2 separate regions of the Homo sapiens genome follow, and region 2 is linked to region 1. Evidence: read pairs that join two places in POLR2A ChIA-PET (ENCODE). Cell type or tissue: OCI-LY7. All regions are shown on one strand. Each heading gives the region's core, and the rest is flanking DNA. Links, peaks and the distances in the headings are about the cores only. Region 1 overlaps LOC112267968. Region 2 overlaps TAGAP-AS1 (TAGAP antisense RNA 1).

Region 1 (15,596 bases), core at 7,793-10,292:
GCTGATGATGTGAAAGGTGATGACAGATTTTCATTTTCCATTAGGAGATGAAAACTGCTTTCCCAAGCTCTCCAAACAGAAGAGAGACTTGGCTGAAGGTCTAAGTAATGCCTGAGGCCTCCAGGAGGGCCAGCGTGTCTGGTCGGGACCACGGTGCACCACGCAGTATTTGTTCCCCGGGGAAGCCACTCCTCTGCTACTGCACTCTGGAAGAGACTCCTGGGTCTCACAAGGGGGTGGAGGTGTCCGCAGAGGCCCTTTAAGGGGTGTGGTTAGAGAAGGCTTAAATTTGCTATCTGGGAACCTCATATCTGAATCTACACACCATGATTTTAACAATCATTTTTAGCGGTTATAACTTCAAATAAAGATTTCAAATTCTATATGGACGCTAATGATCTATTCCAAGCTAATATCCACAGTAGAGGAGAATGAGAAAATCTTGAATGGGAATCCAGTTTGTAGAAGAGTCAAATGATTTTGAGTCTCGAGTAAAGACGCTGCCGTGGTACACAGTATTCAAGACAGCACGTGAAATTAAAATGTGTCTAACTTCCGCTCCCGTCGATGAATTTCTGAACTTTTCCCCCGTGTTAGGGCCCAGGTCTCTCCAGTGCTTTCCAGGGCTACTATCTATAATTGGCAAATGATCCCCTCATACTATCCAATTGTTCTCCTTCCGAAGACCTACAAAAAGAAACCTGATTATCTTGCCAACTGCTCTGTGTTACCAGATGTTTAGTTTGAGAATATGAAGTGTACCTGTGAGAGTATCCAAGCGCAAAACACTTCTGGCCCAAGCTGGCTAGTCTGATCATGAGACCAAGCCTCAAAACCTTGAATTTTATATGAGCTTGACCCAATCAAATAGAACTTAAACATCTCCTGGAAGAAGGGGCAATGTCTTCATCCTCTTTGAGACTTCCTCCTACTCATGGGATTCCGTAGAGTGCTTTGCATACAGCAAGTGCTGAATAATTGAATTTTCTGCCCTGTGGTCACAGAGACCACACCATCCAAATGCCAGTGATAATCTTCAGTGACATTTACAGAGTCTATGTGAATCAGACTAACCACATCTTTAAATCCTGACCCAGTTTCACTCAGATTTGGCTGGACAACTGCCCTTAATAGCCCAGCTTCCAGACTGTCAATCACACAGCGATCTCCTGGACACCTTCTGTGAACCTGGCACAGAGATCAATGCTGGGGATGGGAAAATGAATACAGCAAGGTGTTCCAACATAGTGACAGGTGAGCAAGTCACTACAGGACAGGGAGACAGGTGTTAGAGACAGAGAGGGTGCTGGGCAGGCTTAGAGGAGGGTACCCAGGTCTTCCCAGGGGTCTAAGGAGGCACCACCCAGAGGTGAGATTTGAGTCGGATTCTGGTAAACATGGGAGTTTGCTGTGCCAGGCGAGGACCCTTCCAAGCAGAGAATAGCAGCGTTCTGAATGCCAGGGCGAGTTTGAAGGGTGCAGGGGACGCCATTTGAATTTGTGAGGCTACCTTGAAAACAAACAGGATAATAAGGGACAACTCCACTTCAGATGTCATATGTTATTCCTTTATTCATGGAATTCCTACTAAAGAGTGAGTCCTCAATATTTGGGAGGACATGAATGAAGCCCTTTGAGAATCTGCTTCTTTAAAAAAAAAAAAAAACAATCTCTGCCCCTCTCCCCCTTGAAGCAATCCTCAGACTCCTGTTTAAGAAATCCTGGTGTAGACTATAAAGTGCTTCCACCACGCTGCACCCTCAGCTACACTTGCAGATGCACTGGGGCTCTATTTCCCTGCCTCTGCCTCCACTGCCTGGTTTCCCTTCAGAACCACCCAAGTCCTTTTTCCCAAGAGATGTGTTGAGACGTGAAATTTCCCAGCGCTGAGCCTACCACCACACTCGGAGACTGGAACCCGCCACACGCCTGGCCCTGCAGACGAGCTAACACATGGGCAGCATGGTCCTGCCTCCTGCCCTGCTGCGGCGTTTCTCTTGAGCCCAGAGGCACCGCCTTAGCTCACTGTGTCCACAAACAGAACATTCTGGCATGGCCTGAATACAACTGACTCTTTAGATGACGGTCTCTGATGAGATCAACCAAATCAACAAATGTAATGAAAAGATAAGAATTGTTGATGTGCACAACAGGGCAAACTGAGAATCTGGGGCCTGATTTATGTCCTTCTGCTGCCAGTGATTCCTTCAGTTTGCCCCTTCTTTCTCTGAGCTTCTGGTCCCCCTTCTGTACGCAGGGGGTGAGGATTCCTGCCCTATTCATGAGGTAGACGAGAATTAAAATCAAGTGAGATGATGAGGGGGAAAGTGCTCTGAACTCTAAACCTTCTAAAATACCAAATATTATTATTATTAAAGAAATTATTGGGAAACTAATGATAGAATCACAGAGGGAAAATGGCATTTTACTACCACTCAAGAGCAAAATCTCAATAGAAAAACCAAAACAGCCAGCCAGTAGACAGGGAATACATAGCATCTGGCATTTGTTATAAGGTATTGTAAATATTTTTTACTTTTATGTGTTTATTATACAGTTTCAGAAAGGAAAAGGAAAGAAAAGGACCCAAGAACTCTCTGCTTTGTTGGATCAAGTGCAGGTTCTTCTAGAACACCGGCGGGTACAGAGTCAGGGCTCAGCAATGTCCGCTCTTATCGCGAAAGAGCCTGCTGACCTTGGAAAGACGCTGCTAAGACAAAGAGGCTGCCTAGGAAGGGGCCAGCCAGGCTGCTGTGGAACAGCTGGGCAGGGCCCTCAAGGGGGAGTCATGTCCCCACCACTCCCCCAACCCCCATTTGCTCCACCAGCCACTGCTTTTTCTAACACTCCACAACTTTGCCATCTGACTTCAGACTGGCTGTGGTGAGGGCTAGGATAGGTTGAGAGAAATGCAGGTGACCTCAGTGGAAAGCAAATCAAGCAAGGCACATAAAAGATCAAAGGTCGTTCAACAGATCTGTGAAGGTTTCATCCATTCACTGTGGTTCTATTTCCCTGCCTCTGCCTCCACTGCCTGGTTTCCCTTCGGAACCACCCAAGTCCTTTTTCCATAGTGCCTGCACGTCCCACTTCCAGGCACTATGCTGGGGCTGTGGAAATGAAAGAGACCACGTGCGTTACAACAGACGAGACAGGCAGATGAGCCAGACAAGTAGGTGACACAGGTTTGCAGGGAGACACCCACTCTAGGCTGCAAGTGGTCCCTGGGTTGAAATGCGGAGAGGGCCTCTTGGCAAGCAGCAGAGAGGGGCCAGGGTTAGCACACAGAGCCTGGCGAGATCGATCAAAGGGACTGAGGAGTCCTGTGGGCTCTGATGCCTGGGAGTGATTGAGGCATACATATTTGAGAGAATTCCTCGGGCAGTGACAGGGAGGATGGAGGGGGACAGAGAGTTGAGGGAATTAAGGTCTGATGCAAGGAAAATAGCAGAAACTATTGAAGTAATGCAGGCAACATGCCACAGGAGTGTGGAACGTCAGTGGATGAGAAAAAAGAAGTAAATGAAAAATATCCAGAAGGCAACATTTGATCATGTGGAGAAGGGAAAGTCCCTGGAGCCAGACAGGCCTGACTCCAGCTCGCAGCCCTGCCACTTGCCAGCTGAGAGGTCTGCAGATTGCTTAACATCACGGAGCCTCAGTTACTTCATCTATAAAATGGCCCTAATTGTATAGGAGTGTTGTAAGGATTGAGAAAGAATGAGGGTAAAGAGATTAGCCTGGCACATGGCAGGCAGTCAGTGTTAGCCCTGTTGAAGAAAATGGTAATTCATGCCATAGGTTGAGGACCAAGTTTGATTTTTTTTTTTTTTTTTTTTTTTTTTTTAGACAGAGTCTTACTCTGTCACCCAGGCTGGAGTGCAGTGGTGCTATCATAGCTCATTGAAGCCTCAAACTCCTGAGGGAAGTCCTCTCTCCTCAGTCTGCCAAGCAGTTAGGACTAAAGGCCCAGCTAATTTAAACTTTTTTTTTTTTTTTGAGACAGGGTCTTACTTTGTTGCCCAGGCTGGTCTCAAACTCCTGGCCTCAGGTGATCCTCCCACTTCGGCCTCCCAAAGTGCTGGGATTACAGGTGTAAGCCACCACACCTGGCTTGAAAATGAAACCTGATTATCTTGCCAATCAAAACCTGATTATCTTGCCAGAAATGAGATGAGATGCTGTGGGTGCTTAGCAATGGATGACAGGCTTGTACCTATACCTCAGGGCAACTGCATCCACACAACGTGACTTTGGAGAGCTGTATGCGCCATGACTTTATGCAGGGGGCCTCCAATGCAGGTTAATCCAGGCTGTGTGGAATGGTGGACCCACAGCTGTGTTGCCTCGAAACCCCAGATGCCAGGAAATGATGGTTTCCAGGTCAGGCTTCTTATGGCTGAAATCCCTTTAACTGCACTTTTTTCTTTTGCAAAGTCACCAGTAATTCAAAGAGCCCCCAAATACTGAGCCACTCTCCATACCTTTATGCCAAATCCACAGTCAAATACTGGGAGTTCAGATCGGAGGAGCACACACTTGGGCAAACTGACCTAAGAGGCCTCGCCACCCACTCCCAGGGTGCACCTGTGACCACCCTTCCTTCTCCCACTTCCAGCAGGCTCCTGAAGTCTATTCAGGCTGGGAGCTGATGCTGAACTCAGCAGGGCCCCAGTTGACTAGATCATTTCCCATGTGAAGTTCTGGGGAGAGAAGATCAGGTCTCCATGGAGCAGGGCCCGGCGGCACTTTCGCTGTGCGAAGCCACCAGCAGGCCCCACTCCGCTGGAAATTCATCAGTGCATGGAAAGGCAAAGGGCACAGTTGTTTCCGTTCACCAGGTATTCGCCACGTCACTTGTTTCCTATTTCAGTGCATTAAAAAAATTTCCCCTCCGGTGAGAGTGCTGAGGCGCCTTTGTTGTGAAATATGGTTAACACGAGTGCTTTTTTTTAATGACATCACCAAATTAGGTCTCTGTGTGTGTCAGAAAAATTAACCCCGGCAAGTGTACAGTTCTCCTGGGATCACAAGGAAGTGCAAAATAGGGCTGGAGGGCGGGGGACTGGCCAGGGAGCATGAGGAGGAACAGCGATCAAAGGAGAGGGGAAAGAAAACAAAAATCGTGGGCAGACCAAGACTGACATGCGGACAGGTGCCTGGCAAGCAGAATACTCAGGAAAGAAACTTGACCTACTTCACTTGACTGGATGTGGATTATCTACACGTGCATGCTTTTTCAAGCTCAAATGAATAATTATCTGACAAATACAGATCTGTTCCTCTCAATTTGGTTCATAACATCTTATTTTAAATATTCAAATATTTCACCCACATCGCCAGAGCCTCTGTATAGGCCGCATGTTTTCATGTGCTCTAAATCTGCAGATGGTTGGGATGGCTGGGGCGAAAGGTCTGAGCTTTGACCCACATTGTGTTTAAAGAAATGTTTAGGGCCGGGGGCAGTGGCTCACGCCTGTAATCCCAGCACTTTGGGAGGCTGAGGTGGGCAGATCACGAGATCAGGAGATCGAGACCATCCTGGCTAACACGGTGAAACCCGTCTCTACTAAAAAAAAAAATACAAAAAGTTAGCCGGGAGTGGTGGCACATGCCTGTAGTCCCAGCTACTCATGAGGCTGAGGCAGGAGAATTGCCTGAACCCGGGAGGCGGAGGTTGCCGTAAGCCAAGATTGTGCCACTGCACTCCAGCCTGGGTGAGAGAGCGAGACTCCATCTCAAAAAAAAAAAAAGAAAGAAATGTTTAGAATGAATGGACATTTAATAGAATGTCGGCTTACTGGCGTTTTAAATCATTGGCAGTAACACTGGGCCCGCATTCCTATGTGGCCCTCATGGGCTGTCCCTTTGGACCCAGCACAACTTCTACCATTTTCTACGGTCCCACCACTCCCAAGCACTCACTTCAACCATTGACTTTCCCCTCAGGCGTTTGAGGGTGGTCTCTGGGCTAGGCAGTGAAGCAGGCTCTGATGGGTATAGCCGGAGAGACAACGTTTGCTCCATACCTGGGAGTTATATATCCCTCAAATATATGGAAATAGCCAGACATGTTTCCAAATAAATTCAAAGAGAAGCAGAAGCCATTTAAAAACAGAGCAGAGAGTTCTAGTTCCCATGCATTACGGTTTGAGACCCAATTTCTCTATTGTATTCTCTCCCTAAATAGCAAACTAACCACCAGCAAGACTTGAAACACCACCACTTCAGAGCCGCCCAGGCTTTCCTTTGGGCTGTATCATTTATAGACGCCCACCCCCGCTTGATGGAGAGAAAGCTCTGACTTATTCACAAGGCTGTGGGAGGTGTCTGCGGGGTGGAAAGGCCAGAGAGCAGAGTCCCACTCCAGAGCGGGAACCCATCATCAGGGCACGAAATCCAAGACTCATGCCACTTAATTGATTTTTGGAAAACACTGAGTATTGCTTTTTTTTTTTTGAGACAGGATCTCATACGCAGGCTGGATTGCTATGGTGCAATCCCCACTCACTGCAGCCTCAACCCCCTGGGCTCAAGCTATCCTCTCACCTCAGCCTCCTAAGTAGCTGAGACTACAGGCACATGCCACCCAGCTAATCTGTGTATTTTTTTGTAGAGACAAATACACAAATATTTCTTTAAACACAATGTGGGTCAAAGCTCTGACCTCTCGCCCCAGCCATCCCAACCATCTGCAGATTTAGAGCACATGAAAACATGCGGCCTTTACAGAGCCTCTGGCGATGTGGGCGAAATATTTGAACATGGGGATCTCCCCATGTTGCCCATGCTGGTCTCAAACTCCTGGCCTCAAGTGATCCACCTGCCTCGGCCTCCCAAAGTGCTGGGATTACAGGCGTGAGCCACTGCACGCAGCCGAGTATCAAAATGTTTTAATGTTTGCCTTTTAAATAACAGAAACGTATCCCAACTCATCTTTATTCAAATATCACATTTGATTCCCTGGGTAATGGAGATGTGCCTGCGAGAGCTAGTACTGCTGTGTTTAGAATGGAAAGGAGTGGCGGTAAAGCAACTGGAAAAGCAGGCCAAGGGACAGACCCCTCATGGCCTAAATTCACCATCGGCCCCAGACACAGGGTAGAGGACCAGGAGGAGAACATGTTTCAAGGGCAACAGGAGCTAGGTGACTCTAGAATTGTAGGAAGCACAGGGAAAAGATGCTGGAGTCCAGATGAATGAATGATGACCGCTTGAGTCTCACAGGTGATGTTTAATCTGCTCTGCGGCTAACTTACTCTATGGAAGAAAACCATGAATTGAGAGACATTTGTTTAGACTTAGCAGCAGGGAAACCCTGACCTTTTTAACCTTTAGGGAAAACTTCTGCTAATCAAAGGAATACGTCAGAGCTTCCTAAGCCATGTGCCACAAATGAGTTACACCAAAGCCGCGGCATTGACCCTCTCCGTTCTGTGTGTGGGCCAGCCTGGGTGGGCCGGTAGGCCTTTGGCTGCCTCAGTTTCCCTCAGAGTGTGATATAAATGCTATCTTTGCTGTGTGTGCTATGGCATGAAAATATTTGGAAAGTATTGCCTTCGGTTAAAATTCTCACAGAAATCCTTAGCATTGACATTACTAGCAGTGATTAGCTATAACCTGAATCAGGTCCAACAATTTGACTCAATTTGCTGTGCTTTATTGTAAATTCATTTTGTTTAAGTTCAAATTTTAAGAAAAAAAGTCTGCACTTTTTTCCTGCTGATTTCCACTCTGACTAAGCCACACTAGTGGTGACTTGGTGTTTGGAGACATCACAGGCATTGCACGCCAGCTCCCTGGGGAACCCTCTTCCCTCAGGACTGATCCCACTCTCCCCCGCCCTCAGGAAGAGCCTGGCATCCGCAGTGACCCTCGAGCAGCTGTCCCTGCAGCTGGGCCTGCCCCTCAAGCACGCTGAGCCTGTCCTTCACAGCCCCATGGTGCTGACCCAGGGCCCTGAGACCACCAGGAGGCACCTCTTCCTCTTCAGGGACTGGCTGGTCATTGCCAAGCAGAGGTGAGTTGGTGGCAGTCATCGCTTTGCTCTCTCCTAAAACTCAATCTCTTTCCAAGACCCTAGCAACACCCAAGGGCACTGCAAGGGGCCCCAGAGCTTGGGACCCAGCCTGGCCCACGTTACCAGCGCTTCCAGCCTGCACAGGCTTAGGTGGCTCCGTCCTTCTTCCCTGTTCTTTGACAAGCAAAGCACCCAGAGGCTGAATCCCTGGGACAACATCACACAGGTAGTGGGTAGAAAACTAGGACAAGAAAAGTAAAGAAAATCCATCATTTAAAAAAAAAAAGCCCTATGCAAACTTGACTTTTTGGTTTGACTAAAAGTGAATAATGTGTTTATAGCAATAAAGTTGAAATCAGAAATTGAGAAAGTCGATAACTGAGTTAACATGACCTGCACCATTTTTCTCTTTGGGAAGCTCTGCAATGAACACCTCCTCAATGTGTGCATTAGAGCAGCCTCTGGACTGGAGCCACAACTCCCAGGACGTGGTATATTTTTCACAAAGAAACCTACAGGCCCAAGGAACATGTGACAACCTTCTAAAAATCCCACACTAGTTTAAAAACAAAAACAAAAAAACGAGGGATAAACACAGACATTAGGCAAATAGAACATATCAGAGAAATAGTGGGGTCCCCTGGGGGAAGTGTTGATGTCCCTGGTCAGAGTCAATATAGGGAGGAAACCCAGAGCCATGGGCCATATTTGGCACTGCTGGTGCTGACTACGGAGGGGCCTGGGGCCCCGGGGTGATGCCTGTAACATTATTTCTGTTTTGTAGGAAGGAAGAGCATTTACATATTTTTATACTTCCATTTAATTTCCCTTGAAAAGCTCTATTTTAAGCTTTGGGGGAAATGTGCCACATTTTAAAGAGCTTCCCACACCTACCCACCGTGATTATTTTTTTAGGTGCTTGGAGATTTCAAAGAATTCAAAACCCATCTGGCATCCTCCCCCCGTATCCCAGCCCGGGATATGTTGTTTTCAGAGACCTGAGAAAGCCCCGGGGAGGCACAAACAGCAGCTGGGGAAATCCTGCCACGGCTCAGAACGCACACTTGTCACAGTCTCCGCGAGCGCCCCAGCTGAGCTCCTGAGCCAGGCTCTGGGCCGCGGGCTGGTACCCAGGGCACTCACAGGTGTGTGGCCTGAACCACCCCTCACTTTGCATTCAGGAACTCCCCGAGTCGCCCCTCTAAACAGACTCAGCATGCTCACCAGCAGTCAGGAGGCAGGGAGTCAGGGGTCACCAGCAGCCAGGAGGACAGGGTCAGTGCGGGGTGTTGGGGAAACGCACAGAGTTGACATGGAAGGTTAGCGTCAAACACACCACCAAGCCCTGGCCACGGCGGCCTGGCTAGAGGCACACACGGGCCACCGCGCCCGGAGATCTCGCTAGGCCTGGCCACGTGGCTTCCCACTGGGCACAGGGCACTAGCTGCGGCAGGGAACTGAACACTCACTGGGGTGCTTAGGTAGGATGACGATCCCAGGAACCCTTCCCCGCCCCTTCCCTAAGAATGAGGGTGGCGGCACTCTCGAAGGAGAGGGATTAGATGTGCACACACCCTATGAACCGCCTTCGCCCTCAAAGAGACCAGCTCCTTCTTGCCTCTGCGCCTCCGCCCGCGCTGCTCCGACCACCTGGGAGGCTGTGCCCCCTCCTCCTGAGCCAGCTCTTCTCCATGCTGGGGGACATGGCCCCGGGAAACTGGATCAAAGCGCAGACTCTGGAACCCAGGCGGGGGTTGAATCTCCTCTCCGCCATTTACCAACTGTGACTAAGCTCTATGTGTCTCTGTCTTCTCGTCTGTAGAGATAAAAATAGCATCTTCCTCACAGGATGGATTGGGGTGGGGATTGAAAGAATAACTACAAGATCAGAGTTTAGAACCGGCTGGCACGTGTGTGCAGTGTTTCCTATGAAGTAGAGTCGCTTTCTGATGTGCTTTCCAAGAAGGGTTGAGGCCCCACCCACTCACAAAAAGAGAAGACCAGAGAAGAGATCTCAGTCTCCTCCACCAGCCTGAAATGAATCTCAATCACTTATTAGCTAATGGCTCCCGGCACACAGAGGGTCTGCTCCACTCAAGCCGTTTTGCCATACTCTGGAGTCAGAGTCCAAGCTCTCAGAGAGTTTATAATGTAGCAGAAAGGTTTAAAATCCACCAGCCTCGACTGGGCGCGGTGGCTCACGCCTGTAATCCCAGCACTTTGGGAGGTAGAGGCGGGCAGATCACCTGAGGTCAGGAGTTCAAGACCAACCTGGCCAACATGGTGAAACCCCATCTCTACTAAAAATACAAAAATTAGCCAGGCGTGTGTGGCGGGCGCCTGTAATCCCAGCTACTCGGGAGGCTGAGGCCGGAGAATGGCTTGAACCCAGGAGGTGGAGGTTCAGCGAGCTGAGATCCAGCCATAGCACTCCAACCTGGGTGACAGAGCGAGACTCCGTCTCAAAAAAAAAATTAATTAATTAATTAATTTTTAAAAAATCTGCCAGCCTTCATGGACAAAGGGAAGGAATCATGATTGACTCTTTACTTTGTGTGGTGTTTTGGTTTTGTTGAATTCAAAGAGTGAGACTCATGTGTTTGGGAAATTTATTTAATTTTTCTATTTTTAGTATAATCTTCAGCTGTAAGTTTTCAAGATATACTTGGTACCATATTCCAATATGTGTAATGAGGAACTATCTTAAAGAAGTTTTACTGTTTTTTATAGGACTAGATACCTGATTTTTAAAGCCTTGTGAATTATGACCACATGGTTGTTTTCAGATCTGTGCAATTAGGTTCAGCGAATAAACGTCCAGGAGAGCCTTGGCAATCCATTGACAAGAACAGCACAGCCAGTGACTCCACAGGCGAAGGGAAGTGTTTTCAGTTGTGTTTTACTATAAACAGTATGACATACAAAGGCATATTTCATAACTTGCCCAAGTGGTTTTGAAATATTCTTTTCCATTGAGGCAATAGCCATTCACAATTGATAATAACCACCCCCAGGACCGGCTACACAATCTGTAAGACAGTGCCCTTTTTTCAAAGAGTAATAGGAATTTTAAGACAGCAGGAGCAGAACGATAAACCAACCACAGGGGTCTCCAAGCCTGGGGACCCAGGGGCTGCACAGGTCACCTGTTCATGGAGCTGGCCCTGGCTGCCCCCTGTGATGGATTTAATATATTTTAAATCATCAGACATATTTAAGGAACATCCAAGCTTAAGACCTTTACTGGATATATTTACCAGCATTTACCTATATTTAATAACATTCACTTTGCTCCACAAAAGATCTTATTTCTTTGCCAAAAATCATGTTTTGGAATAAAATAGACACAACTTCAACATTATTTTTTAAAATAAAAGTTGCAAAAGTACATCTCCCACATCTTCTGTGAATTTAAATAAATCGCTTTATTTGTTTTAGGCTGAAAGTGTAAATTCAGTGTGAATTTCATGCCATGCTCTCATTCACTTGTGGACATAACCTGCCTTTCTCATTTCACAAAGGCTGAACTATCCAACAACCTGATTTTTGAAGAATTTAGGGTAACACTGGCCTCACAGAATAAGTCTGGAAGTAGTCCCTCCTCCTCTGTTTTTCAGAATAGTTTGAGTGGGAATGGTATTAGTTCTTCTTTAAATGTTTGATAGAATTCAGCAGTGAAGCCATCAGGTCCTGGCCTTTTCTTTACTGGCCGACTTTTGATTATGGCCTCCATCTCATTACTTGTTATTGGTCTATTCAGGTTTTGGATTTCTTCCTGGTTCAATCTTGGTAGGTTGTGTGTATCTAGGAATTTGTCCATTTCTTCTAGATTTTCCAATTTATCAACGTATAGTTGCTCATAGTGGCCACTAATGATCCTTTCAATTTCTGCAGTATCAGTTGTAAAGTCTCCTTTTTCATTTCTGATTTTATTTATTTGGATCTTCTCTTTTTTTCTTAGTCTGGCTAAAGTTTGTCAGTTTTGTTTAACTTTTCAAAAAAACCATCTTTTGACTTCATTGATCTTTTGTATTTTTTTCATTTCAATTTCATTTATTTCTGCTGTCAGCTTTATTATTTCTCTTCTTCTACTAATTTTGGGTTCATTTGCTCTTGCTTTTCTAGTTCTTTAAGATGTATCGTTATATTACTTATCTGAGGTTTTTCCTCCTTTTTGATGTAGGCACTTAGTAGCTATAATCTTCCCTGTTAGTACTGCTTTTGCTGTATTCCATAGGTTGTGGTATACTGTCAGGCACTACTCTAGGTACTTGGGATAAAATAGAAAAGGAGTCCTGCTCTTGTGGAACTTATGTGCCAGCCAGGGGAGGTAGAAAATAGATGAGAAACATAGTAAATGATCTAGTCTGTTAGAAGGTGGTACGTGCCATGGGGGGAAAGGAGAGTTGGGCAAGGGGAATTGGCAATTCACAGCAAGAGAGTGGTTAGTTGCAATATTGGAGTGGCCTATGTGGGCCTCATTGCAAAAGGGAGTTTTGAGCAAAAATATGGAGTTGGCCAAGCAGATATCCAGAGGAAGAGCATTCATGGCAGAGGAAACAGCAAGAGCAGAAGGCCAGAGAGTGGAGCGTGCCAAGCACATCGGGGAATTGCAGGCGGGCCTGCAGGGATGGAGGGGAGGGAGCAAGAGCAGGAGGACAGAGGAGGAGGTCAGCAGGTGGCGGGCGGCAGATCAAACAGAGTTTCATGGGCCTTGGCAGGGCTTTGGCTTGTTTTCCTTGCTGAGTGAGATGGAAAGCCATTGAAAAAAATGACAGCAGAGTAATAATATGATCTCACTTCTGTGTTAAAAGATTCGGTCTGGCTGCTTTGCTGAAAATAGTGTAGGGCTCAGGGAGATGCCAGGGGTAGGAAGAAGGGGAAGTGTTAGAAGATGACTGCAGAAAATCCAGGCATGGGATGATGGTGGCTCAGACTGGAGAAACTGCAGCTGAGGCGGTAAGACGGGACTGGATTCTTAGTTCATTTTGAAGGTGAGACCAACCTGCCAAATTGGAGGTGGGGCTTTCTCCCCTTTTGGGAAAAATCAAAGAGGACTGAAATTCCCTGGCCTGGAATTCACATCTTGATGTATTTAGTAGCCAACAGCAGCTCTGTGAAGTTGGTATCACTTCTTCATCGCACCTTGCATGCTTGCCCAAGTCACAGAGTTATAATATAATAAAGGATGAAGTTGCCGTCCACTGAGATGAGAAAGGGTGGAGTGAAGCAGGTTCTGGACCTGTGAGATCAGCAGTTCAGTGTTGGACGTGTGGGCTCGAGATGCTGTTAGACGTCTGAAGGAAAATGGTGGGAGGCAGTTGGATATTGGAGTCGCCCATATTAGTTTTCTATTGCTGGACAAGTTTGCTCCAAGATTTGGCAGCTTACAACAAGGATCATTTATTAACCCACAGTTTCTGTGGGTTGGGTTTCTGAGAGCCATGTAGCTGAGTGGTTCTGGTTTAGAACTGCAGTCAAGGTGTTAGACAGGGCTGCAGTCCTGTCTAACAGGTAGTCTAGTAGGTAATGAGGATGACCTCATTACCTCATTTGAAGGCGAGTTTGAGGAAGGATCAGCTTCCAAGTTCACTCACACAGGTGGTGCAGGTCTTGGAAGATCCACTTCCACGCCCACTTGTGTGGCTGTTAATAAACCTCAGATCCTCATCCTGTGAACCTCACATGGCCCCTGGCTTACCCCAGAATGAGTGAGCCGAAAGAGAATGAGAGAGTACCCAACATAAAAACCACAGTAGTTTTATAACCTCATCTTGGAAATGACATCCCATCATTTCTGCCATCATCTACTCACTAGAACCAGTCAACAAGGGTTGGTGGACATATTTTTTAAAACCATCTCATTGACATACAGATTATATTTAAAGCCCTGAGTGTAATGAGAAATGAAAAGGGGACCAAGGACCATATCTTGGATACTTCAACATTAAAAGGTTGGGGAGAAGAGGAGAAATCATCAAAGGAGGCCAAGAATGAGAGGCTTGCGAGTGGGAGGACAATCATGAGACTGTGGCATTTTGGAACCAAGTAAAGAAAGTGCATCAAGGAGGAGAGAGTGAGCAACTTCAGCAAATGCTGCTGTGGGATAGGGTTAGTCGTTTATACTGGCTTGCCCAGGAAGGTCCCAGCTCACATCTGCTTTCGTCCTGGTGTTATTACTTATCAGGCTCCCTTTTGCTCTCAAAAGGAGGCAGATTTGACAAAGAATCTTATGGACATCCCATACCCAAGTCAAGTAATGTGAGCACTGAGATTTGGGGATTGGATCAGGCATCATAGAGGTCACTGGTGATAATGAGCGATCAGTGTCTAATTGTGTCTTACTGTGGGACATACATCAGCATACCTTTGCATTCAAAATACTTTTCCTACTAAAAGCTATTACAGAGCTAAGTAAACTATTAGCTAATATTAGTGTAAGTATAACATAAAATATCAAATTAAAGTAAGATTTTAAAAAACATAAGCTCAATTCATTCACTAAATTTTAACTCTTCTCAATCACTATTTAATGTAATTACAGATGATGTGAAAGTTTGAGTACATCTAAGTTCATTTTATGGAGCTGAGTGTGGTGGCTCACACCTGCAATCCCAGCACTTTGGGAGGCCAAGGCGGGCAGATCACTTGAGGTCAGGAGTTCGAGACCAGCCTGGCCAACATGGTGAAACCCCATCTCTACTAAAAAATATGAAAATTAGCCAGGCATGGTGGCGCACGCCTGTAATCCCAGCTATTTAGGAGGCTGAGGATTGAACCCGGGAGGCGGAGGTTGCAGTGAGCTGAGATCATGCCACTGCACTCCAGCCAGGACAACAGAGCAATATTTTGTCTCAAAAATAAATAAATAAACAAATTCATTTTATGAGTTACTTATTTTGAAAAAAATTGTCACAATTGCAATGCTATAAAATTGTTTTCAAAACAAAATAATTTGGCAAACAGGCAAAAAGAACATCTTTAATAATGATCCAAGTTGATAAAATAGAAACAGACATAACAAGATTCATATTTATTCCTAATTATTCACGAAACGTTTTACATGTGATAAAATGTATAAAAGCTCTCATCATGGCTTGTTCCCTGGTGTCATAAACATCCAAATGTCCATGGCTGTCCTGAATCTTGTCTTCCCCGCTGGACACTTATGAAGGATGACCTCATTACCACCCATCTCCACTTAGCCTATGCCAAATTTTAATACCAAGGTCGATCATTCCTATGGCCCAGGCACCAGGTTTATCGCTTCATACGTCTTGATGTATTTAGTAGCCAACAGCAGCTCTGTGAAGTTGGTATCTCTTCTTCATCGCACCTTGCATGCCTGCCCAAGTCCCAGAGTTATAATACTCCCTCACGGTATGTTGCCATTTGTCAAGTGACAACTTACTTAGATGAATTATTAAACTTTGTTTAAAAAATTCTGGCTTATTTTTGACATCTTAAGGAAGTAGAAAGCTGATGTTAACTTTCATTTTACATATTATTTAACAATTTTTTTCTTGAGATTGTTGGCTTCATGGAAAAAGTCACCTCCATCCACAGGAACAGTAGA
Region 2 (15,596 bases), core at 4,932-7,431, 72 kb after region 1:
GCCCTATCAAAATTTAATCTCCATTATGAGGTTTTTATTTATTATGTTTTTAAAAATAATACAGATAGGGTCCCACTATGTTGATCAGGCTGGTCTTGAACTCCGGGCCTCAAGCAATCCTCCCATCTCAGCCTCCCAAAGTGCTGAGATTGCAGGTGTGAGCCACTGCACCAGGCCTTTTGAGGTTTTTTAAAAATATATGTAATAAAATAGAAATGAATGAACACAATTTTTAAAAAAATATGTCTATTTCAGACCAAAAGGCAATATCAGACTTAATAAGGAAACACTAGAAACTCCCTTGAAGTCAGAAAAAAGTCTGATTGGCATTATTTCCCTTTATTATCTAACACACTCTGGAGGTACTATCTAAAGCAACCAGACAAGAGAAAGAAATCAGAGAAACAAAAATTGTAGGAGAGGAGGTAAGGCTATGACTATTTACAAATTATATAATTGGATATCTGGAAAATTCATGAGAATCAACTAATAACAAAAATTACTAGAAATAAAACACACTGAGCAAGCAAGGTATAAAATAAATACACAGAAATCAAAAGCCTCTGTACATACTAATAGCTAGAAAATATAGCAAAAGAAAAGGCCCCATGTACGTTCACAAAAAATAGATAGGAACAAAGTTAGCAAAACCAGTCTTTAATAAGATAGAAATCAATGAACACAATTTTTTTAAATATGTCTATCTCAGACCAAAAGACAATATCAGACTTGATAAGGAAACAAAATGTTCCTGCAGGACAAAGGAGTAGAGTTGAATAAATAGAACCACTTATTATATTTTTGGAGAGTAACATAAAAATCATAAAATATGTCAAGTTATCCTACGTTAATTTTTAAACTTAAGGTGATCTTGATTAAAAAAAGAAAGAAAGAAAGGAAAACAGGGAGGGTTTTTTTTATTTTTTTCTTGGTTGTTTTTGTTGCTCACTAGAACTAAAGAAAACTGAATCCACAAATCATATTTAAAAATCAATAAGCCCTAATAGGACAGAGGACACTAGAAAAGAGGAGCAATTATGGAAAACTAGAAACCAGCCCTTCTAGATTTTAAGCGACACTCAACACTTTTGGGAACTGGAGCTTGAATAGACCTACCAAACAGAACAGAGGCAAATGCATACAGGACTTTGGTATGTAAAGCTGGCATTTCAAATCAGTGGGGACTATAGACGATTCAATAAATGGTGTTGGTATAAATGAGTGGCCATTTGGGAAAAAAAAAAAAGAAACATTGGGACCGTATCAACTTATGCTAGGGGAAATTCTGGATACGTGGAAGGTTAAATGTGGGAAGTGAAAGAATCAAAGTTCTAAGAGAAATGAGGAAAAATTCATTTATAATATCAGAGTGGGAAAGCCTTGATAACATGACTTAAAATCCAGAAGACATGAAAGAAAATAATGACAAGTTAAAAACATGAAAATAAAAAACATCTGCATGAGTGAAACACCATAAACAAAGTCAAAAGACAAAGGACAAACTTGGGAAAATATTTGCATCTCATCTAACAGAAACAGAGCTAATTTGGTTTTATTTATTTTCATAGCATTGGGGTACAGGTGGGTTTTGGTTACATGGATGAATTGTACAGTGGTTAAATCTGGGATTTTAGTGGACCCATCGTCACCCAAGTAGTGTACATTGTACCCAACAGGTACTTTTTCATCCCTTACCTCCCTCCTAGCCTCCCCCATTCTGAGTCTCCAATGTCCACAGTACCACTCTGCATGCCTTTGTGAACCCATAGTTTAGCTCCCACTTATCAGTGAGAACATGCACTATTTGGCTTTCTGTTCCTGCGTTAACTCACTTAGGATAAAGGCCTCTAGCTCCATCCATGTTTTGGCAAAGGACACGATTTCATTCTTGGGGCTAACTTCTATAACATATAAAGTTCCTGTAAAAAGATAAGGGAAAGAACAAAACTCAATAAGAAATGTGCAAGGGATACGAACAGCCAATACACAGAAAAAGAAAAGCAAATGGAACTGGGCATGGTGGCTCATGCCTGTCATCCCAGCACTTTAGAAGGCTGAGGTGGGCAGACAGCTTGAGCCCAGAAGCTAAGAGACCAGCCTGAGCAACATAGTGAGACCCACTCTCTATTTTAAAATATGTTTAAAAAAAAAAAAAAGCAAATGGCTCTTTAACTTTTGAAAAGATACACAAGTTCACTCATTTTTTTAAAAAAACTAAACTACACGAAGACACTATTTCTCCCATGAGATAAGCAAAAATCTAAAAGTTTAATAATACACTATGCTGATGTGTACATCTGTTACGTGTAACAGGTGTACATCTAAATGTAGATATACACCTGTGTACATCTGTTCTTAAATGTACTACTAAATATTTTATTTTTGAACCTATTATAAATGAAATTGCTTTTCAATTCATTTTCCAGTGGTTTGCTGCTAAAATATAAGAATAGAATTGGCCAGGCACAGTGGCTCATGTCTGAAATCTCATCCTTTGTGAGGCCAAGGCGGGAGGATCACTTGAGGCCAGGAGTTCGAGACCAGCCTGGTCAACAGAGTGAGACCATCTTGACAAAAATAAAAAATAAGCCGGGTATGGTGGCACATGCCTGTAGTCCCAGAAACTTAGGAGGCTGAGGTGAGAGGATTGCTTGAGCCAAGGAATTTGAGGCTGCAGTGAGCTATAATTGTGCCACTGCACTCCAGCCTAGGTAAACAGAGCAAGACCCTGCCTGTAAAATTTAAAAAAGAAAACAGAATTGATTTTTGTATTTTTAATTTCATATACTTTGCCGTATTTACTTACTACTTGATGTGGTTTGGCTCTTGTGTCCCCACCCAAATCTCATGTTGGATTGTGACCCTGAGTGTTGGAAGTGGGGCCTGGAGGGAGGTGATTGGATCATGGGGGTGGTTTCTAATGGTTTAGCACCATCTCTCCACTGCTATCTCATGATGGAATTCTCATGAGATCTGCTTCTTTTAAAAGTGTGTAGCACCTCCCCTTTCATTCTTTCTTACCTGCCATCATATGAAGATGTGCTGGCTTCCCCTTCACCTTCTGCCATGATTGTAAGTTTTCTGAGGCCTCCCCAGCCATGCCTCCTGTACAGCCTGCAGAATTGTGAGTCAATTAAACCTCTTTTCTTCATAGATTACCCAGTCTCAGATAGTTCTTTATAGCAGTGTGAGAATGGACTAATATAGGAAATTGGTATCAGAGAAGTGGGGCATTGCTACAAAAGATACCTGAAAATGTGGAAGCAGCTTTGGATGGGCAGAGGTTGGAACAGTTTGGAAGGCTCAGAAGAAGACAAGAAGATAAGGGAAAGTTTGGAACTTCCTAGAGACTTGTTGAATGGCTTTGACCAAAATACTGATAGTGAGATATGGACAATGAAGTCCAGGCCAAGGAGGTCTTAGAGGGAGATGAGGAACTTATTGGGAACTGGAGTAAAGGTCATTCTTGCTATGCTTCAGCAAAGAGACTGGTGGCATTGTGCCCCTGCTCTAGGGATCTGTGAAACTTTGAACTTGAGAGAGATTATTTAGAGTATCTGGTGGAAGAAATTTCAAAGCAGCAAAGCATTCAAGAAGTGACCTGGCTGCTTCTAACAGCATATGCTCATATGCATTTCCGAAGAGGTGGTTTGATATTGGAACTTATATTTAAAAGGAAAGCAGAGTATAAAAGCTTGGAAAATTTTCAACCTGCCATGTAGTAGAAAAGAAAAACCTATTTTCTGGGAAGTAATTCAAGCCAGCTGCAGAAATTTACATAAGTAAAAAGGAGCCAAATATTAATAGCCAAGACAATGGGGAAAATCCCTCTAAGACATTTCAGAGACCTTCATAGCAGCCCTTCCTATTACAGGCCCAGAGGCCTAGGAGGGAGAAATGGTTTCGTGGGCCAGGTCCAGGGCCTTACTGCTCTGTGCAGCCTTGGGACATGGTGCCCTGCATCCCAGCTGCTCCCGTTTCAGCCATGGCTAAAAGGGGCCACAGTACAGCTCAGGTCATTGCTTCAGAGGGTGTAAGCCCCAAGTCTTGATGGCTTCCCTATGGTGTTGGGCCTGTGGGTATGCAAAGGGCAAGAGTTGAGACTTGGGAGCCTCTGCCTAGATTTCAGAGGATGTATGGAAACACCCGGATGTCCAGGCAGAAGTCTGCTGCAGGACTGGATCCCTCATGAAGAACCTCTACAAGGGCAGTGTGAAGGTGAAATGTGGGGTTGGAGCTCCCACCAAGTTCCCACTGGGGCACTGCCTAATGGAGCTGTGAGAAGAGAGCCACCATCTTCCAGACCCCAGGATGATAGATCCACTGACAGCATGCACTGTTCGCCTGAAAAAGCTGCAGGCACTCAATCCCAGCCCATGAAAGTAGCTTTGGGGGTTGTACCCTGCAAAGCCACAGAGGCAGAGCTGCCCAAGGCCTTGGGAGCCCACCCCTTGCATCAGTGTGCCTTGGATGTGAGACATGGAGTCAAAGGAGAGTATTTTGGAGCTTGGAGATTAAATGACTGCCTTCCTGGGTTTTGCTTGCAAGAGGCCTATAGCCCCTTTGTTTTGGCCAATTTCTCCCTTTTGGAATGGGAGCATTTACTCGATGCCTGTACCTGCACTGTATCTTGGAACTAACTAACTTGTTTCTTTATTTTACAGGCTCATAGGCAGAGGAGTAGTACTTGCCTTGTCTCAGATGAGACTTTGGACTGGGACTTTTGAGTTAATTCTGGAACGAGTTAAGAATTTGGAGGATTCTTGGGAAGGCATAATTGTTTTTTGAAACGTGAAAAGGACATGACATTTGGTAAAGGCCAGGTGCAAAATGATATGGTTTGGTTCTGTGTACTTACCCAAATCTCATGTTGAATTGTGATACTGAGTGTTGGAGGTGGGGCCTGGTGAAAGGTGAATCATAAGGGTGGTTTCTAGTGGTTTAGCACCATCCTTCTAGTGCTGTCTTGTGATGGAATTCTCATGAGACCTGCTTCTTTTAAAAGTGTGTAGCACCTCCGCCTTCGTTCTGTCTCTCACCTGCCACCATGTGAAGACGTGCTGGCATCCCTGTCACCTTCTGCCATGATTGTAAGTTTCCTGAGGCCTCCCCAGCCATGCCTCCTGTACAGCCTGTGGAACTGTGGGTCAATTAAGACTCTTTTCTTCAAAGATGACCCAGTTTCAGGTAGTTCTTTATAGCAGTGTGAGAATGGAATAATATACTACTTCTAATTATTTTTTAGATCCTTAGGATGTAGAAAACAATCATATGTAAACAATCGTATTGCCTGCAAATAAGGACGATTTTGCTTCCTTCTTTCCAATCTTTATCATTTTATCATTCTTTATTGCAGTGGCTAGAAGCTCCAATTCAATATTGAGTAGAAGTGGTAAAAAAAATGAGCACATTTGCCTTTTTTCTGAGTTTGGTAGAATATCATTTAATATTTCACCATTAAGTATAATGCTCACCGTAGGTTTTTCATAGATGCTTTTTATGAAGTTGAAGAAGTCCTTCATAGTCAGTTTGGTGAGAATTTTTCTTATAAATGGATATCAAATTTTGTCATATTTTTTATCTACATATGAAAATGATCAGATGGTTTTTCTCCTTTATTCTGTTAATATGGTGAGTTATATTGATTTTCTAATGTTAAACAAACCTTGAATTCCTGGGATAAAACTAATTGGTTATGCTGTATTATTTTATTATTTGCTTTATGTTTGTCTCCTCTGCTGTTAGTCCCTCTTGTTCTCCCTTTCCTATATTCTTTTGGATTAAGTGAATATTTTTATAATTTCATTTTAACTTACCTATTGGTCTTTTAGTCTTTTGCATGATTTCTTAGAAGCTCCTCTAGAGACTATAATATAATCCCTTAACTTCTCAGTCTACTGGCAATTTTACTGGTCCATTTACCCTCCCCGGCCACACCACCAACACTGCCACCATCTTTTATGCCATAGCTGCCATAAAATCTATCTACATGTGATATAAACCTTAAGTCAATATTATGTCCTTTATACAGTTGTGCATATGTGAAAGAAATTAAGAGGAAAATTGGTCTTTGATGTTTACTCCAATATTTATAATTTTTTATGCTTTTTATTCCTTTTCTCATATCATCTCCCTTCAGTCTGTACAACTTTCTTTAGCTTCTGGAAGTGCAGGTCTTCTGGTGATGAATTCTCTTAGTTTTCTGATATCTGAAGATGTCTTCATTTTGCTTTCATTCTTGAAGGGTATTTTTGCTAGACAGAGATTTCTAAGCTGACAGTTTTTTCTTTAAGCACTTCAACAATTTCATTCGACTGTCCCTGACTTCTATAATTTCTGCTGAGAAGTCCACAACCATTGAAATCATTATTCTCCTATATATAAAATGTGTCATTTTTATTTACGCTTTTAAGATTCCTCTTTGTTTTTTGTTTGTTTTCAGTAGTTTGACTATGATGTGTCTAGTTTGTTTTTCTTTGTATTTATCCCATTTGGGATTCACAAAGCTTATCCAATCAGAAAATGTAAACATCTTATTAAATTTAGGATGTTTTCAGCCACTATTTTTTCAAATATTTGCCATCCCATTCTTTTTCTCCTCTCTTCCTGATATTTTAACTATCCATAATATCAGTTTTTTTTATATTGTGCCACACATTCCTGAGGCTCTCTATGTTTCTCACTCCCTTCCCCCGCCCCCCTCCTCCTCTCCTCCTCCTTTAGATGGGACAATTTCTATTGCTCTATCTTCAAATTCACTGGTTCTTTCCTCTCTATCTCCATTATGCTATTAGAGCCCATCCAGCAATTTTTTTTTCATGTATTGTATTTGTCAGTTCTAAAATTTCCCCTTTTTGTATATTTTCTTTATATATTTTCCATTTCTTTCCTAAAAGTTCCTATCTTCTCATTTATTAGGAGCATTTTTTTCACTCTATTGAGCACAATAGCTGCTTTAAATTCCTTGACTAATAGTTTCAACATTTCGGTCATCTGAAATTGACCTCTTTTTATTAACTTCTTTGTTGCCAATACATCACATTTTCCTGGTCCTTCATATTTTGAGTAGTTTTGGACATGGTGGATGTTTCATAAGTCAAGACTCTAAATTCTGTTGTATTCATTCCAAGGCTGTTGATACTTTGTTTTAACAAGCAATTGACTTGGTTACACTGAAGGCTGTAAACTCCATGTCTCTCATGGTGAGTGGCCATTCAAATCTCAATTCAGTACTCCAAACCTTAGCTGCAAGTGGCTTTGAATCTGGTTTGTGTGCATGTGGTTCACGGGTCAGCTAGAGACTTGGGCAGAGTTCAGATACAGCATTTGGGTGCCCCCTTCTCTGGCTCTGTCCTCTCTGGGATTTCTCCCTCACTCTCGTGGCCATGATTGCCCCAGGCTCCAGCCCCTGGTTCCCTAGACCAGAAACATGGCAGTCTTTCTATGGGAGTTTTAGCCACCCCCAGACACTTTGTGACCAGGGCCCATCTTTTGGACAAGGCTGAAAAACAGGAAACTCACACTCTCCTCCAAGATTCAACTCCCCTCTGCCTGCATTTGCTCACTTCCCAGGTCTCTTAAGTAGTTACTTTTGGTAGTTTGTCCAGTTTATAGTTGCTATATTTGTGGCAGGGTTGGTCTGTTAGGAGTCTACTCCACCATACCACAGGGTGTGTGTCTCCTTCACCACTGTATCTGCACCATTGAGTTCAGCGTCCTCACCACAATGAGCTGGTGTCCATGGCTCCCAATAGGCTTATTTCAAGGATAAAATTGATCATATCTAAGAAAAGTACTTTAGCATGTTAAATGTACTGTCAAATGTAAGGAGGCATTTAGATATGTGTAGAAACTGGTCAGCTTCCAAAAATGCAAATACATCCCAAATAAATGTTAAGAACAATATACTAAAGTCTTAAGAAACCAGAAACATGTTGGCCAGGCGCGGTGGCTCACGCCTTTAATCCCAGCACTTTGGGAGGCCAAGGCAGGTGGATCACGAGGTCAGGAGATCGAGACTATCCTGGCTAACACGGTGAAACCCCGTCTCTACTAAAAATACAAAAAAATTAGCCAGGCGTGGTGGCGGGCGCCTATAGTCCCAGCTACTAGGGAGGCTGAGCCAGGAAAATGGCGTGAACCCAGGAGGTGGAGCTTGCAGTGAGCCGAGATCGCGCCACTGCACTCTAGCCTGGGTGACAAAGCGAGACTCTGTCTCGAAAAAAAAAAAAAAAAAGAAACCAGAAACATTTCAAGCGGGGGCAACATTTCAAGCGGGGGCACCTCACTGTTAGGTGATGGGGCAACCATCTGGTCATTTCATTCATGATCCCAGTTATTTTCATCTGTAGCAAAAAGTTACAGGATTTTCATTGTTACTAGAAATGAGAAAAAGTATATATATATATATATATATATATATATATATACACACACACACACACACACACACACACATATATATCTGTGATTTCTGGCAAATGTATAGGTGGTATTACACTTGAATTATATCCATATCGTTCCTAAGAATAATTTTATATGCCAAGAGTTAAGATGCCTAAATTCTTTAAAAAGAACAGCAAACATCCACAGGCCTCGGAGCACATTGAGATGCATACAATCTAAATGTATTCCTTTCAGGATTTTGATTGTAAAAAAATTCAACAGCTCCCTCAAAGATAGAGATTATTTATTCAACAAACATTATGGCAGATTCAAGTAGCAAAACAGTCTGTAAATTTGGGCATGTAGACCCAAAAAAGATCCTCTCTCAAACTGCTAACCTGGTGTTGCTAAATGAAACAGTTCTTGCCGAAGAATTTTCACAGGTGTTCATTTGCATCCATGAAATTCCTCTCGTTACATCAGTTTTTAAACAGGTTGTTTGCATCAAGTTTCAAGAGTAATTTGTGAACATTGCTGTCTGACTATCCATCCCCATAGCAGAGATAGTAACTTCTTAAAATTTCCAGTTATTCCTAGAGATTAAAGAGTTGGAAAATAAAAAAGTAAAATTTAAATTACAATCTACTGGTCTAAGCCTATATCTTCAAATGGCCAGGCTTATAAAATGTCTTCTTATTTAATATCCTTGTCTCAGCTGTCTTCCCCACGCAATTTTTTTTAAACAGTCTCAATCTGGCACCTACTGCAGCCTCAACCTCCTGGGCTCAGGTAATTCTCCAATCTCAGCCTGCTGAGTAGCTGGGACTACAGGAGTCCACTACCAGGCCCGGCTACTTTTATTGTATTTTTTATACAGACAGGGTTTCGCCATGTTGCCTAGGCTGGTCTTGAACTCCTGGGCCCAAAGTGCTAGGATTACAGGCATGCGCCACCTCCTCATGCAATTTGAGCAGTATATACAGTTGGAAGCCTCACATTCCAAACCCCACCTTCATCATGTTTCCCAAAATTTTCAAATCCCACCCTTTCACCTGGTCTTTCAGACCTTCCCCTAGAGCAGTAGTACCCAGTACCCGGTTCGTGGCCCAGGCATCAGGGACCCCTGCCCTAGGTTACATCTATTTGTTCTTGGAGTCACTGCCACAGCCACTGTCATTATTCCCTGACGTGGCCCCTCACGGGCTTGTGCTGATGCATGCAAGCCAGCCCTCCATCACTGACCCCACATGCTGTTACTCTGGAGCAGCTCCCACACACATGCAAAGCTGATGTACACCTGGGACTTCGTTCATTCCAGTTCCCTACCTACAATGTCTACACAGTCCACACACCCTGCCACCGGACCTTCGCAGCCATGCAGACACCTCAGCTCAAGAATTACCTCTGACACCTAAAGAACTCACAGACCCCACCTCCCTCCCTTTCTCTTTTGTACCCCACATTTTAATATCTACCATTTTTTCCTGTTTCTCTCCTCCCAGTAGACTATAACTTCCTTAAGGGTGAGAAATGGGTCTCCTTTCTCTTTGTATTCTCCAGAACTAAAAAAACTTCCTGGCACATGTTAAACATTTCACTACATGTTTGTTGAATTAATAAAAGAATAAAGAAATAAATGAACTTCTACTCTTTAATTCAACCAAGAAAATATAACAGTGGTCCCCTACATGTAATTTATCACTTACTCCTCAGCTTTATATAAAACTTTCTCCAAACTAGAATCACTCAACTTCTTTCCACCACTTCCTTCGAAATGCACCAACTTCAAATGCTCCATAATTTAACCCTTCCCCTTTGATCCTTCTTTTCTGCCATATTCCAGATTCCACACTCCTCAGGAGCAGGCTTAAGGCCTTATCTTTCTCATATTTTAAGTGTTTGCTTAGTTCCTTTTTGTGCCAGGTACTTACTATAACTAGATGGGAAAAGGTTTTTTGATTGTTTTCTTGTTTTTAATTTATCATGTAATTTTCACAACTTCACAAGATGAATATTAATACGCATGATTTAATAGATGAGAAGACTAAGTAACTTGCCCAAGGTCACACAGCTAATGAAAGATGGAGCTGACATTTTAACATAAGGCTACTGTATTCTGAAGACATGCTCTTTTCTTTTTCTCCATCCCAGCATAGGGGAAAGGGGACAAATATTCTAGGCTGGATACTTAGTTTATGTTCTTTCTGTAACAGATCTGTTATATTTTAAAACAGGAAATATTTTTTAAACCACAGAATAAGTTCAGCAAAATAAGTGAAGCTTATCTTTGATCAGAGATAAAGGCAAAGAAACCCCTGGCTTCAAATTAAAACCCCATATATGCAAATGTAATTTTATGACCCAAGACTATTTTTTCCTGAGTTTTTTAACTTTAAAACACCAAAGCACAGTGGCTACAGAAGGAAGGTACTTAAGGAGCTGCACCAAGGAATGAAATCGTATTATCACAGGCCTTAATACAACAGGCCAAATTCATTTCGAAAAAATGTATTCAAGTCTTAGACCCTGTGAAAAAACAACTCTTATTTTCAAGAATAGAAACAGCTAGGGGTTTTTTACATCTTCTTACAAGAAATTTCCATCCATTGGCTTTAAATTTTACTTTTCATTCAAAAGCACAGCATGTTTTTATATTGAAAACTTCCTAGGAAAATGAGAGCCATTTTCTCACACTCTGAATCATGGTTTTGCTCTGACTAGGTAAATAGCATGCACCCTCAAACTCTTGCTAGAGAGAGTCACTGAAACCTTTTAGGTTAAAAGGAAATGATTGGTAAATAGCTTTTCTCAATCTGAGTTCTTCTGTAGGAAATGGAAAAACAGAGAACCTACAATTCTAAATAGTAGCATCAGACTCAAATAACAACTTTGTGGGAAAACAAGGATCGATTTGAAAGCTGGGCTCCTTCAGGTCAGACTCAGATTTTGAGGGGCTCTGTGTTTTTATAATTTTGGAGGCTCTCTACAAGAAAAAGAAGGCAAACTTACAAATGCAAATTTAATCATAAACACAAATATGTATCTAGAACAAAAAAACATAAAGCATAAATTTAATAACGCTGACAAATACAGCAAACAAAATTTTTCACCAAAATATGAAATAACATTTTTACTAACTGCCTGGGACATTTCGGTAGTGCTCCCTTTCCTATCTTTTTTAGTTGCATGCTCTTTTAAAACACTTTTTTCCTAAAAAATAAAGATTTAAAATTATTTTCTCTAGTGAGAATAAAAGTTGTTTTTCCTTTAATTTGGCTAAAATTTGGAGTTCTTTCCAACATTAATAGTTTAGAATAATTTATTTCAGCTTCTCAACTCATTGATAATGTCATGTAAATTGTTAGAATTATTGACAAATTTGGAGAAATCTCTGCCAAGTGTTTTTCATATAGGAGCTATAAAATCTGGAAAAATACCTGCAGACTGCTGGTTCTATATATTTCAAATGTTCCTCTACTACCTACATACTGCCAATGTTAGGCTCTGCAAAAAGTGTTCTTCTCGTAGCACACGTCACAAGCCTGGTGAGTAGGCACAGTGGTCAGTAGGACTATCTTTGAAAGCCCCTCCCACCCCAGGATAGTTATGAATAACTTACCTACTTAAGGAAGTGATTGCAAAGCACATAAGTAAATCCCATTGCTATGGCCTGAATGTTTGGGTTCCCTCAAGATTCCTAGGTTGAAATCCTAACCCCTAAGGTGATGCTACTAAGGGGTGGTGCATTTGGGGGGGTGATGAGGTCATGAGGCTGGGGCCCTCATGAGTGGGATTAGTGCCCTATGGAAGAGGCCTGAGAAAGACCCCTCACCTCTTCCACCACATGAGGACATTAAGAGAGAAAGTGCCATTTGTAACCAGGAAAGGGGCCCTCATCAGACACCAAATCTGCTGGTGCTATGATCTTGGACTTCCCAGCCTCCAGAACTGTGAGAAATAAATTTCTGTTGTTATAAGCCATCCAGTTTATGGGATTTTGCTATAGCAGCTGAAATGGATTAAGACATTCACTGAAATCAAACTAAATATATCCATAAGTCAGCTTTCCCTTAGCCTAGTCCTAAAATCCCCATGACCACTCCAGGGCCATTCAACGAGGTAAGTCAGCATGAAAAGAGACATGATTGTGGTTGAAATATTTTTTGTGGCCAGGTATGGTGGCTCATGCCTGTAACCCTAGCACTTCAGGAGGCCAAAGTAGGAGGATTACTTGAGCCCAGAAGTTTGAGGCCAGCCTGGGCAACATAAGGGAGATGCTTTCTCTACAAAATAAATAAATAAATAAATTAGCCAGGCATGGTGGTATGCTCCTGTGGCCCCAGATACTCAGGAGGCTGAGGTGGGAGGATTGCATGAGCCCAGGGAGTTTAAAGCTGCAATTAACTATGATCACACCACCGCACTCCAGCCTGGGTGACAGAGCAAGACTCTGTCTCTGTCTCTCTCTCTGTCTCTCTCTCTCTCTCTCATATAGATGGATAGATAGATTATATATATATAGTACTCTATATATATATTATCTATATATAGGTGATATATAATCTATATATTATAGATATAATATATATATCCATATATAGATATTTTAAAATATATATATGTATATCTTAAAGTACTGACATCTTCCACCACCACTCGTAATCACAGCCACAGGCTGTAAACCACACTGTGGAGAATGGAGGCAAAGTGCAGCTCACCAGGCCCCAGCGCCAGATACTGGATTCCGGGATTCTGTGTGTGTCTGCATAGATGCATGCATTTGCCTCTCCCAACACTGAGGAAGACTCCCCCTGTTACACACTGGGAGCCGGACTCAGAGCTACTCCCCAGCGGAGTGGGACCCAGGGCAGGTGCTCTTTCTACTTCCCATGGTGGCTTTTCCAGCCTTCTTTTCCTCACCATAATAAGGGTGACACATACTCATTAGAGAAAACGTTTTCAGTAGATGGGATTTTTTTAATTACCTGTAGTCACATTACCTAGACACAACCATGGAAAGATTTTGGCATATTTTCATGTTTTTACGGAACAAAGAAATTGAAAACATTAAATTAAATCAAATCTATTTTTCTCATTATTAAAGAAATATATGTTCCCTGTCAAAAATATGAAAAGTATAAAAAACCTTAAAACCATCTGTATTTGTTGGCGAGGGCTGTCATAACAAAGTGCCACAGACTGCATGGTTTAACAACAGACATTTTTTGTCTCACAGTTCTGAAGGCCAGAAGTGCAAGATCAAGGTGTTGGCAGGGCTGGTTGGTTCCTTCTGAGGGCTGTGAGGGAAGGGTCTGTTCCACACCTCCCAGCTAGCTTCTGGTGTTTTACTGGCAATCTCTGGCATCCCTTGGTTGACAGAACATTACACTGACCTCTCCCTTCATCTTCACATGGTGTCCTCCCAGTGTGCAAATCTGTATCCAAATTTCCCCTTCTTATAAGGACACTGGTTTTATTAGATTTGAGGCCCACCCCACTCCAGTATGACCTCATTCTAACTTAAGTAATTAACACACGATTTCCAAATAGTCACATTCTGAGGTAGTGGGGGTTAGAACTTCAACATATGAATTTGGAAGGGGGTGGCGGGACACAGTTCAACACAGAACACCATCCCAAATCCTATGAGCCAAAGAAAACCGATGTTAACAAGTTATTACCAGGTCGTTTTGGAAAGTATGGCCAGAAATTCTTTTGCTACTCTGCTGATTGAGGTTGGGGTCTGTGTCCCCCTTTCTCTGAATCTGGGCAAGCTGGTGACTGCTCCGCTCAGTAATCCTAGTATTCAAGTCATGACAACCCAGGCACCAGGCAGGGCAATGAAAGAGCTTCCAGATGCTTCCAGCCCCCAGCTACCAAGTCATTGCCAGCTTGAGTCTTACTGAGCTGAGGTCTCAGACACCAGGGAATAAAGACAAACCCTCCCTCCTGTGCCCTGTTGAAATTCCAGATCCACAGAACCCTTGAGCACAATAAATGCATGTTGTTTGTGATGGTTAATTTTATGTCTAGACCACAAGATGCCTGAATAGATAAACCTTATTCTGGGTATGTCTGTAAAGGTGTTTGGATGAGATTAACACTGGAATCATAGACTGAGTAAAGCAGATTGCTTTCCCCAGTGTTCCTTCCCCAGTCCATTGCAGGCCAGAACAAAAGGCCTGGAAAGGTAGAACTTGCTCCCTCTGCCTGACTACTTGAGCTGGGACATCAGTCTTCTCCTGCCCTCAAATTGGGGCTTACACCATCAAGTGCCCCTGGTTCTCAGGCCATTCGACTCAGCCTGGAACTGTACCACCAGCTTTCCCGGGTCTCCGGCTTGCAGATGGCAGACTATGGGACTTCTCATCTTCCACAATCCATGAGCCAATTCCTCATAATAAATTCCCTATAATAAAGGTCTTATAATGTATGTATTTATACACTATTGGCTTTGTTTCTGAAGGTTCCAAATACATTGTTCAAGTCAGTAATTTCAGAGGTGGGCGGAGGGCTAATTACCCAGCAATAGTTATACTGTAATATTTCTAGTCAGAAATATTTTCTTATATTATTATAATTCTTAGTCTTTTTTCTGTGCCTTTAAAAATATTTCTCTTACTAAAGTGAGTCACTAACTTCTTAGATCAAAAGGAAATGATAATTTCTCTGATTCTGAGATTTACTTTAAAAAATATAAAAAACAGGTCAGCCTCACTTCTAAATATTTGCATTATATGAACATAATGAATATACTGAGTCCAGCCATAGGTAACACAGGGACATTCACAAGTCCCAGGTGGAGGACAGTATGAACTGAAGCTTTCTGACAACGTGGCTGCTTAGACCTTTTACTATTCCTTCCTAGTTAAAAGTCAGAGAAATCAGGTAACCATTGAAGTCTTAAAGATGCAGACAACAGCTGGGCACAGTGGCTCACGCCTGTAATCCCAGCACTTTGGGAGACTAAGGTGGAAGGATTACTTGAGTCCAGGATTTCAAGAGCAGACCCAGGGCAACAAAGCCAGACTGTCTCAAAAAAAAAAAAAAAAAAAGACATAGAAAACATGTGAAGCTCTTGGTGATGCTAATGATGAATACGATGCACTACACAGCTCTGGTTTTGAGGAAGAGGAAGTGTTTGGTTCTTCTCGGCATTGGCTCTCAACCATGTAAATAGTTTGGCCAATATTACAGACCCTGGAGCCAAA

Evidence for each region. Peaks named below come from ENCODE experiments on the same cell type or tissue, not always from the same donor. Only the 100,000 strongest peaks of a DNase experiment are listed, where the experiment ranks them.
Region 2: POLR2A ChIA-PET joins it to region 1 with 5 read pairs; 14 of 35 experiments call an interaction of 5 or more read pairs at or near these places.

What each region holds. Positions count from the first base shown.
Region 1 is chr6:159,088,153-159,103,748 of GRCh38, reverse strand. It overlaps LOC112267968, which reads left to right. Exons shown (of 5, transcript XM_047419645.1): 3 at 7,850-8,020. Among named protein-coding and RNA genes, the nearest start is that of TAGAP, 51 kb to the right of the region's middle. RefSeq lists an enhancer at 8,917-9,046. In OCI-LY7, for the core only: a CTCF peak has its summit at 7,968 (motif pointing right); DNase peaks (open chromatin) are centred at 8,028, 8,738 and 9,088; H3K4me3 peaks cover 1,832 bases; H3K27ac peaks cover 2,322 bases.
Region 2 is chr6:159,013,467-159,029,062 of GRCh38, reverse strand. It overlaps TAGAP-AS1 (TAGAP antisense RNA 1), which reads right to left. Exons shown (of 5, transcript NR_183546.1): 2 at 3,022-3,114; 3 at 1,833-1,919. Among named protein-coding and RNA genes, the nearest start is that of RSPH3, 21 kb to the right of the region's middle. RefSeq lists a silencer at 14,340-14,540. In OCI-LY7, for the core only: no CTCF peak of the experiment used is centred there; no DNase peak of the experiment used is centred there; H3K27ac peaks cover 300 bases.